Linked DNA regions of Homo sapiens: region 1 is linked to region 2. A link is a loop called in an ENCODE intact Hi-C map of the cell type or tissue named here. Cell type or tissue: IMR-90. All regions are shown on one strand.

The links. Peaks named below come from ENCODE experiments on the same cell type or tissue, not always from the same donor. Only the 100,000 strongest peaks of a DNase experiment are listed, where the experiment ranks them.
Region 1: a loop joins it to region 2, with 11 times the contacts of the local background. A loop is called at or near these places in 29 of 110 quality-filtered maps.

Annotation. Positions count from the first base shown.
Region 1 is chr6:111,207,923-111,212,922 of GRCh38, forward strand. The region is part of intron 4 of SLC16A10 (solute carrier family 16 member 10); the gene reads left to right. Among named protein-coding and RNA genes, the nearest start is that of SLC60A2-DT, 49 kb to the right of the region's middle. In IMR-90, a CTCF peak has its summit at 2,538 (motif pointing left); no DNase peak of the experiment used is centred here.
Region 2 is chr6:110,525,712-110,530,711 of GRCh38, forward strand. LOC105377940 (a long non-coding RNA gene) reads right to left here. Exons shown (of 7, transcript XR_007059703.1): 7 at 4,971-5,000. Among named protein-coding and RNA genes, the nearest start is that of SLC22A16, 52 kb to the left of the region's middle. In IMR-90, a CTCF peak has its summit at 2,540 (motif pointing right); DNase peaks (open chromatin) are centred at 2,820 and 3,840; H3K27ac peaks cover 1,410 bases.

The DNA of each region.
Region 1 (5,000 bases), 680 kb after region 2:
AAGGATTTTAAGCCAGAGAGTGACATAAATTGGGGTGGCGGGGGTTGGTGTTTTTTGGTTTTTTGAGGCAAGGTGTCACTCCGTTTCCCAGGCTGGAGTACAGTGGTGCCATCACAGCTCACTGCAGCCTCAACATCCCGGGCTCAAGCAATCCTCCCACCTCAAACTCCTGAGTAGATGGGACTACAGGTGCGTGCCACCATGCCTGGCTAATTTTTGTTTTTTTGTTTTTTTTCTGTAGTAACAGGGTTTCGCTGTGTTGCCCAGGCTGGTCTCGAACTCCTGGACTCCAACGATCCACCCATTTCAGCCTCCCAAAGTGCTGGGATTACAGGTGTGAGCCATGCCCAGCCTGAGTTGTGTTTTATAAAGATCAATTTCGGCTGTGCGTGGTGGCTCATGCCTGTAATCCCAGCACTTTGGGAGGCTGAGGCAGGTAGATCACCTGAGGCCAAGAGTTTGAGATTAGACATGGTGAAACCCCGTCTCTACTAAAAATACAAAAATTATCCAGGCATGGTGGCACATTCCTGTAATCCCAGCTACTCAGCAGGCTGAAGCAGGAGAATCACTTGAACCTGAGAGGCAGAGGTTACAGTGAGCTGAGATTGTGCCACTGCACTCCAGCCTGGGTGACAGAGCAAGACTCCATCTCAGAGAAAAAAAAAAAATCAATCTGGTAACTGTGAAGAGTGGAATGGAGTGGAGGAGGGGACAAGAGTTGAGATAGTCACAAAAGGCCACATACTGAATGATTCCATTTATATGAAGTGTCCAGAATAGGAATCTCTGTCTCTTTCCATAGAGAAAGAAGGTAGATTTGTGGTTGTAGGGGCTAGGGAAAGGAGGGAATGGGGAGTAACTGCTACTGTGTTTCTTTGTGGGGTAATGAAAATGTTATAAAATTAGATAGTGATGAAACTCACTGAATTGTGCACTTTAAGTGGGTGAATTTCATAGAATATGAATTATATCTCAATAAAGCTATTTTTAAAAAGGCCAGGCATGGCAGCTCATGCCCATAATATCAACACTTTAGGAGGCTGAAGCAGGAGGATCACTTGAGGCCAGTTCGAGACAATCCTGGAACCATAGTGAGACCTCATCTCTACCAAAAAAAAAAAATTGTTTTAAGTTAGCCAGGCACGGTGGCACATGCCTATAGTCTTAGCTATGCAGGAGGCTGAGGTGGGAGGACTTTGAGCCTAGGACTTTGAGATTACAGGGGAGTATGGTCATGCCACTGTACTCCAGCCTAGGTGACAGAGTGACACCATGTCTCTAAAATTTAGAGAAAAAGAGTAGAGGTCCAGGGACTAGTTGGAAACTATATTAAAGTAGTCTAGGCATCTAGGCAGGAAGAACCAAGGCAGAGATACTGAGATCAAATGGAATAAGCTAGGGACATAGAGAATGAGAATTTGATGAAGCCACTTAGGCTGGATCTGAGATTTGTGGCTCAGGTAATGGAGTAGATGATTTTGCCATCTTATCAAGATCAATATGCAGTAGATCTAAGTATGATGATGAATTGGGGTTTTTTAAATTAAAAAAAAATTTTCACCCAACCTACCTGCCCTTGCCCCAGTGATGAGTTTGTTTTTGCCATGTTGTTTGTGATGCCTGTAGGAAAGCCAAGTAGTGTTTAGAGCTCATGGAAGAGTCTGGATAAGAGGCCTGTGGGTTAAGAGGCCTGTGGGTTAGGAAGCCTGTGGGTTTGGCATTCATGGGCTGCATGAAGTAAGTGGAGGACTAAGGAGATGGAAAGGGAGTGGCCAGATAGGCAGGGGGAAAACAGGGATGAGAGTGTTTCTAGGGGCAGGAGTGGTCAGCAGTGTCAGTAGCTAGTGACAAAGAGGCTGAAAGGTTTTCATTGAATTTAGAATAGGGAGGCTATGAGTGAGCTTACAGAGAATGGTTTCTACAGGTGCAGAAAATTGATCATGATCATTTGAACAAATGGAAATATAGACAACTTTGTCCAAATGCTTGGCTGTGGAAGGAAGGTAAAGGCAAGCCACAAGGGGGGGTCTTAGGTTTTGAGGATTAAGCCTGTCTAATTATATTATACATGAGAGGCAGTATTTGAGCAGGGCCTTGAAAAAGAGGTGAAATTTGGACACAGGAAAATGATTGGAAAAGGCATTACAGATAAAGTTAACTTCCATTAATTGACTTGAAGTAATAACAGTCAACCATTTATTGAGGACTTTCATGTGCCAGACAATGAACTAAGGGCTCTACATGCATTATCTCATTGATCCTTGCCCCAGCCCTTTAAGAGAGGAGGTACCATTGTTATTTCCACTTAGAGATGTGAACACTGAGGAACTGAGAGGCTACCTCACTGTGGGTGTCTGTGTGTATAGAGGTCCAGGCAGTCACAGGACAGTCTGGTCACACAGCTAGAAGGAAGTGAAGAGAGTTGGTAATGTGCTGCTTTTAAAAATGTATTTATTGTATCATGATCACTTTGTCAGTACTTCACTGTGGACATCCTCATCTAACATTTAGTTTTGTTCTCTAGTGTCAAGGGAGCCCTCTAATGGACATTTATTGCACTACAGACTTTCAGCTTTCATACATTCAAAAATTGAGTGCCTCCTGTGCCCCAAGCACCAGCTCAGATGCTGTTAGGGTGATGCAAACAAGACAGACATGGTCCCTGAGTTCCTAAAGCAAGCCTGAGGCAGGAAGAAGCCGAATGTGTGTGGAAACCCAAGAAGATGGGGAAAGTGGCATGGGAAGGGACTGGAAAGTTAGAGTGGGTCAGATTAGACAGAGCCTTGAAAGCCAGGATGAAGAGACTTTGCTTTAAGAGTAGTGGATTTTGGCCGGGCGCAGTGGTTCACGCCTGTAACCCCAGCACTTTGAGAGGCCAAGGCTGGCGGATCACGAGGTCAGGAGATCGAAACACAGTGAAACCCCATCTCTACTATAATTACAAAAAATTAGCCAGGCTTGGTGGCACGCGTCTGTAGTCCCAGCTACTGGGGAGGCTGAGGCAGGAGAGTCGCTTGAATCTGGGAGGCAGAGGTTGCAGTGAGCCGAGATCGCACTACTGCACTCCAGCCTGGGTGACAGAGTGAGACTCCGTCTCAAAAAAAAAAAAAAAAAGTAGTGGACCTTTGTTGGAGGACGTAGGTCTGATTTTGTTTTTAAAGTCACTGTGGTTGTTCTGTGTTTGGAGGATGGATTACAGGGAGGGAAACAAGAGTGCAAGAGGGGAGGAAGACCTGTTAGGAGATCAATTCAGGGTCCAGGTGAGAGATGATGGACTATGGTGCTGTAATAGATAAAGTCATGATATATTTTATATATCAGCATTTTATTCCAAAACAATGTTTGAACGTCCTCCTACCCTAGATAGGGCAGACAGATTATCTGCAACATTTTTGGAGCACATTTTAATACCTGACTGTTTCCAGTAATTTACAAAAGAAAATATAGCCTTTCCTAACTTGTCCCATGTTGGTCTGCAGTTACACAGCAGTAAGTTAAAAGTTAGTATTGGGGGTCAAATATTTCACTTTAGATGAAAGTTTAGCCACAATCTGGCTTCTGTTAGGCCTTATCTAATTTTTGCATCCAAATGTAGAGCATCGTTTGTGGCACCCAGTAGCACATGCTGAGTCACAGGTGTGACAGCTGCATTTCAAACAAGCCTGAGAAGGAGAAAGAAAGCCCTTCAGTGTGTCCTGTGGTTGCGAGGAGCCACTCACGGACTCCACCTTGTGAACACAGCGGCACAGGACGCAACACAGGCCTAACCCATGCAGGATGCTGGACTCGTTCCCTTATTCACTACCTCCTCTCTCTCCTTTTTCATGGCTTCCTTGCCCCAACATCCCAAACACACAGTGTGGTTTTTGATTCTTGGCTCTTCTCTGCTGCAGTTGACTCCAGCTCTGCCTGTTTGTTCCTTCCTTTTTCTCCATCCCTGGCTCTCTGCCTTTTGGCCCATCCTTTAAGGCTTGGAATGCTCCTGGGCTTACCTTCTTTCCATTCATTGGTGGTGTGTTTTCTCAGACATACCTGCTCCCTGCTTTCATCTTTCAACTTCTTGGGGCTGTGACAACTCTTCCCTCTTTGTCCCCTGGAAGCCAGTTCTGAGTAGCAGCCAGGCCTAGAACACTGGTGACACAGACACACTTCATAGCCCTCCCGCATGGTCTAGTTTCAGATCATGGTAATCCCTAGTCTAGGAGGCTGCCGAGCCCAAGAGCACAGGCTCTGGAGTGAGAAGCCAGTTCACCCCAGTTCTACCACCAACTTGAGAATCAGCAGAGGGCTGTGGTGAGGATTCTTGGTGGCAGGTTATGTAAAGTGCCTAGCCCAGACTGGATGATTAATAAATCCTTGCATCTGTTATGTTTTAATATCTTATTAAATACTGAAAGCAGATCCTGATTTGGAATAGGTCTCAAGAAAGGAGACTAGGGTCTAATCCTGAATTAGAGTCTTTGCTTATAGGTAACAAAGAATTTATGAATTTATCTCACATTTTTGCTTAAGAGTTCTGAATTTAAACTTCCATCAAGGTCCTGGGTCCCAGGTGTTTTCAACCTAATAATTCTAAATATTGAGTGGTTGGTTGCAGTAGCTTATGCCTATAATCCCAGCGCTTTGGGAGGCCAAGGCAGAAGGATCCCTTGACCCCAGGAATGCAAGACCAGCCTGGGCAACATAGTGAGACCTCATCTCTACAAAAAATTAAAAAGTTAGCTGGACATGGTGGCCTACACCTGTAGTCCCAGCTACTTGGGAGATTGAGATGGGAAGATTGCTTGAGCTGGGGAGGTTGAGGCTGCAGTGAGCTGTGATCATGCCACTGCATACCAGTCTGGGTGGCAGAGTAAGACTTTGTCTCAAAAAAATAAAAAAATAAAAAAAAATGCTGAGTCAAGTCTACTGCTCCTGCCAGAAGAGATGACTGAAGTGCATTACGTAGAATAATAATGGTTAAAGAAAAGCTTTGCAAAAGTTCCCAGAATATATAC
Region 2 (5,000 bases):
CCAACATGGTGAAACCACATCTCTACTAAAAATACAAAAATTAGCTGGACATGGTGGTGCGTGCCTGTAATCCCAGCTACTCAGGAGGCTGAGGCACAAGAATCACTTCAACCCCGGAGGTGCAGGTTGCAGTGAAATAGACATATATATGGCCAATTGTCTTTTGACAAAGACTTTGATATGGTTTGTCTCTGTGTCCCCACCCAAATCTCATCTTGAATTATACTCCCATAAATTCCCACATGTTGTGGGAGAGACCCGGTGGGAGAGAATTGAATCATGCGGGTAGTTACCCCCGTAATGTTTCCGTGGTAGTGAATAAGTCTCATGAGATCTCATGGTTTTATAAGGGGCTTCCGCTTTCGCTTCTCTCGTTCTCTCTTTCCACCACCATGTAAGAAGTGCCTTTCAACTTCCACCATGACTGTGAGGCCTCCCCAGCCACATGGAACTGTGAGTCCACTAAACCTATTTTTCTTCCCAGTCTCGGGTATGTCTTTATTAGCAGCGTGAAAACAGACTAATACAGATGCCAAGGCAATTCAGTGGACAAAAGATATATTTGCAACATTGGTTATTGGAACAATTGGATACCCATATGCCAAAAAGAGAAAAAAGTCAAAAAAAAAAAAAAAAAAAAAGAGAATGTCAGCCTGTACCTGACAGTGGGAAACTTGCACCATCTATAAAAATTAACTTGAAATGAGGCCAGGCATGGTGGCTCATGCCTGTAATCCCAGAATTTTGGAAGCCCAAGGTGGGCAGATTGCTTGAGTCCAGGAGTTGGAGACCAGCCTGGCCAACATGGTGAAACCACATCTCTATTAAAAATACAAAACTTAGCTGGACATGGGTGGTGCATGCCTGTAATCCCAGCTACTCAGGAGGCCAAGGCACAACAATCACTTCAACCCCAGAGTTGCAAGTTGCAGTGAGCTGAGATCCTGCCACTGCACTCCAGCCTGAGTGACAGAGCAACACTCTGTCTCAAAAAAAAAAAAAAAAAGCAAAAAGCAACTTGAAATAGATCAAAGACCTAAATGCAAGATTTAAAATTATAAAACTTTAAAAGATAAATGTACTAGTTATCTATTGTTGAGTAACAATGTTACTGCTCAACTAGAGGCACTTATTGGCAGAATTCAGTTTCTCATAGTTTTGGGACTAAGGACTTCAATATACTGCCCTCAGCTCCTAGACACCACCCACACAGTTCTTTGCCACGTGTTCCCCAACGTAATCACTTGCTTCCTCAAAGCCAGAGAGAAAGAGACCCCAGCAAGATGGGTACTAATATCTTATGTAACATAATCATGTATTCACACATAATCACACACATCCCAACAGCTTTGCCGTATTCTATGGCTTAGAAGCAAGCCACAAGTCCTGCTCACACTCAAATCCAAAAGCAATAGGAGAGTAACTGCAGAAAGTATATAGCTCTACTGCTCTGAAGGGGAGAAGTGTACATGACTATACAGATCTTTTGTGTATTTGTTTAAAAAATAGTTCTACATGGCCGGGCGCGGTGGCTCATGCCTGTAATCCCAGCACTTTGGGAGGCCGAGACGGGTGGATCACGAGGTCAGGAGATCGAGACCATCCTGGCTAACATGGTGAAACCCCATCTCTACTTAAAAATACAAAAAACTAGCTGGGCGTGGTGGCGGGCCCCTGTAGTCCCAGCTACTCGGTAGGCTGAGGCAGGAGAATGGCGTGAATCCGGGAGGCGGACCTTGCAGTGAGCCAAGATCGCTCCACTGCACTCCAGCCTGGGCAACAGAGCGAGACTCCGTCTCAAAAAAAAAAAAAAAAAAAAAGTTCTACATGGATATTCCTTGTATGCTGCCTCGTATGGCAGTTTCTTTTGCGTGTATGTTTTTATTTCCCTATTTACGCCATAAGTTCCTGAAGGATAGGAGTATATTACTTACACCTTGTCAATTCCAGGGGACCCAGCAACAGAGTCTCACATGTATTCAGTATTCAGGAAATATTTGTCTAGAGAGTCAGCTTGGCAGAATGGAAAGTGCATAGGCTTATGGAAACATGGGAAGTTAAATCAAATCCCAGCTCTTCCATTTACTAGTTAGGTAAACTACAGCATTAGTTAATATCTGCGATCTTCAGTTTCCTTATATTACCTTATAGTTTTGAGATTAAATGAGATACTGTGCATCAACTGCCTGTTTCACTAAATAATAGCAATTACTGTTATTTATAGATGAGGATAACTAGTAATAAAATATTTTAAATGAGCAAGTGTAACATTAGACAGACAATTGAAGCAGCATTCTGTGATGGGTATTTCTTAGCATGTGTTAAAACATCAGGAAACCTTTTGACAGCTGCTCCCCTGGCTAAGAACGGCCCCTTCCAGGTGTGCACCCTCTAGAGTGCCCCAGAAACAACTCTTTGCCAACTACCTTCTGCAAACCATCTTTTCACTTGAACTGACTTCCCCCAAACAAACCTGATTAATTACTGAATAAAATACACCAGGGCGTGTCCTCGGAGCACAACAATATTTCTGCCACAAGAGGGCACAATGTGACTGTGTATACTGTAGTTTCTTAACAATTACAATCCTAAAAGTTCATATTCATTACAGGATACACTGTGTTCCAGTAATTGTTTTTATTTGAATATTGTTTTTTATATACTTGAATTAATTTTATTTCTTAAGGCAAAAATAATGGAGAGCAGGAAATTTCCACAATTTCCTTGTGGAAAATTGTTCTCAGGCTATAACTGGTTAAGTACAAACATAACATCATTATTTTCTGTTTAAAATACTGTGATTCATCTGCTTTCTGGGAGTCATTTCCTGTAGGGCCTTAAGAGGCTTTCTAGCTCCAAATTACTCTACATTCCTAGTTCTTGTTATGTTTCCTGCAGGCCATCAAGTTCATGGATTTTATTATAGCCTTGCAAATTAGTAGAAAAAATTTACTAGCCCATAAATATTTTATCAGCTTCATCTTGCTCCTGGGGGCAGATTGGTAATGAAATCGCTGAAAGCACTATTATTCATAACTTACTCAGCTATAAAACTAATGATTGTTACATAACCAGTTTCTAGCTTTTTTTTCCCTCTCCTTGGGAAGAGTGTGCATGTCTAGTGGATGTGGGCATGAATGTAGCCAAATAAACCTGTTGCCCAACATCACATGCAAACCATGGTATGGATGGCAAGAGTGATACGTACACAGTCTGGTTTCATTGACAAATGGAAGTCACTCTCTGCTATGACCTGAATATTTGTGTCCCCCTCAAATTCGTATATTGAAATCCTAACCCTCAAAATGACGGTATTAAGAGGCAGAGCCGTTGGGAGGTTGTTAGGTCGTAAAAAGCCCTCATGAATGGGATTAGTGTCCCCATAAAACAGGCCCCAAGAGACCCCTCACCCCTTCCGCCTTGTGAGGTTACAGTGAGAATTTGGCCATCTATGAGGATCAAGGCCCTAACCACACACCGAACCAGCTGGCACCTTGATCTTGGGGGTACCAGCCTCCAGAACTGTGAGAAATAAATTTCTGTTGTTTGTAAGCCCCCTAGTCTATGGCATTTTGTTATGACAGCCTGAACTAAGATACCTTCCTTTGAGAAGTCCTGCTGGCAACAATACTCATCCCGTTTGAGAGAATTACTGGCCAGAACGCGCCTGTTTCCTCCTCCTCCTCCTCTTTATCCTCCAGCCACCCATTTCCCCGGACACCTAGTGGGAAACTGGGCAGAATCTTGTTACACTGTTTTACAAACATTTCTATCGCTGGGCTGGAGATGGATGTTTCTGTGCTCAGGAAGCTGGTGTGCTTCTGGTATGGTACAGTTGTCTGAGTCACTGTCCATCTGTCTCTCTTTGCAAAGTCACATGTTTCCTTGTGGTTGCCATATCCATTTCAACTAAGACTTTATGTTCCATGCCAGCCTCCACCTGGCTAAGGGGAAGTGCCCTTCCCCTTGTACTTTGGGGGTGCCTGCCTTTTTCTGGAAGAATAGCTGTGGGTCAGCATCCTTCTTCACGCATTATGTCTATGCCCCGCTCCAACTGGTCCACAACTAGAATAGGATGGCAAAATAACTATACAGTTATTAATAGTGAAAGCAAATGTGCCACACAAGAGAAGCAGCCCCCTGTAGGCAAGAGGGTGGGTGAGGACAATCATGGAGAAGAGGCAGCTTTTCCCTCCACCGTCAGCTCCCCTCCCCTCTTAGTTTAAGCTCTGAGAAAGTGTGTGGGACCCTGATCTTCCCCATTATTGAGCCCTGTCCCATAAACAAAGGGAGTCGGTGAGGATCAGTGGAGAGAGGGCAGCAGCAGGATGGGGCAGCTGAAACCAGGATTCCCGGTGGGTGAATATGCCTGAGGATGCTGAAAATTTGAACTTCAAGACAGATTTCAGGACATGTTTTCCTCATGACTGTACTGAGAGAGGTTAATAGATGTCCTGTGAAAACAGAGTTCCACAAAATGTCTTTGTCACAGGACTTCTTGGAGCCTTTAATATGCCAAAACTCTTATCTCCCAAAGGGAGGTATTATTTTAACCACAAAACTTGTTTTTGAAATAGTGTCATACAAACCTACTGTTTTGAGTTACATCTATGGGAACTATTTTTCTAATTATCTAATTTGGACCAACTATTCTAAAAGCAACAATCACAATGTGTTTTTCCCTTATTAAATAAGAGCAAAATGTGTTTAGTTATGTGTGATGCAGAATAAGACGGAGGAGTACTTTGGGGAGGGTTGTTGGGGGATTGGAGGTGGCATTGTCACTATAGATTTGCAAATTCCTAGAGTCTCTGTGAAGGGTACAAAGCTTGTCTGTTATCCAGGTATATATTTATTTCAACATGTAACACCCAGTGAATTCTTCTTGCCCACTGCCCAGATAAAGCCGACTTACCAAGGCAGGGGAATTGCAATAGAGGAAGAGTTTAATACACATAGAGCCAGCTACATAGGAGACCAAAGTTTTATTATTACTCAAA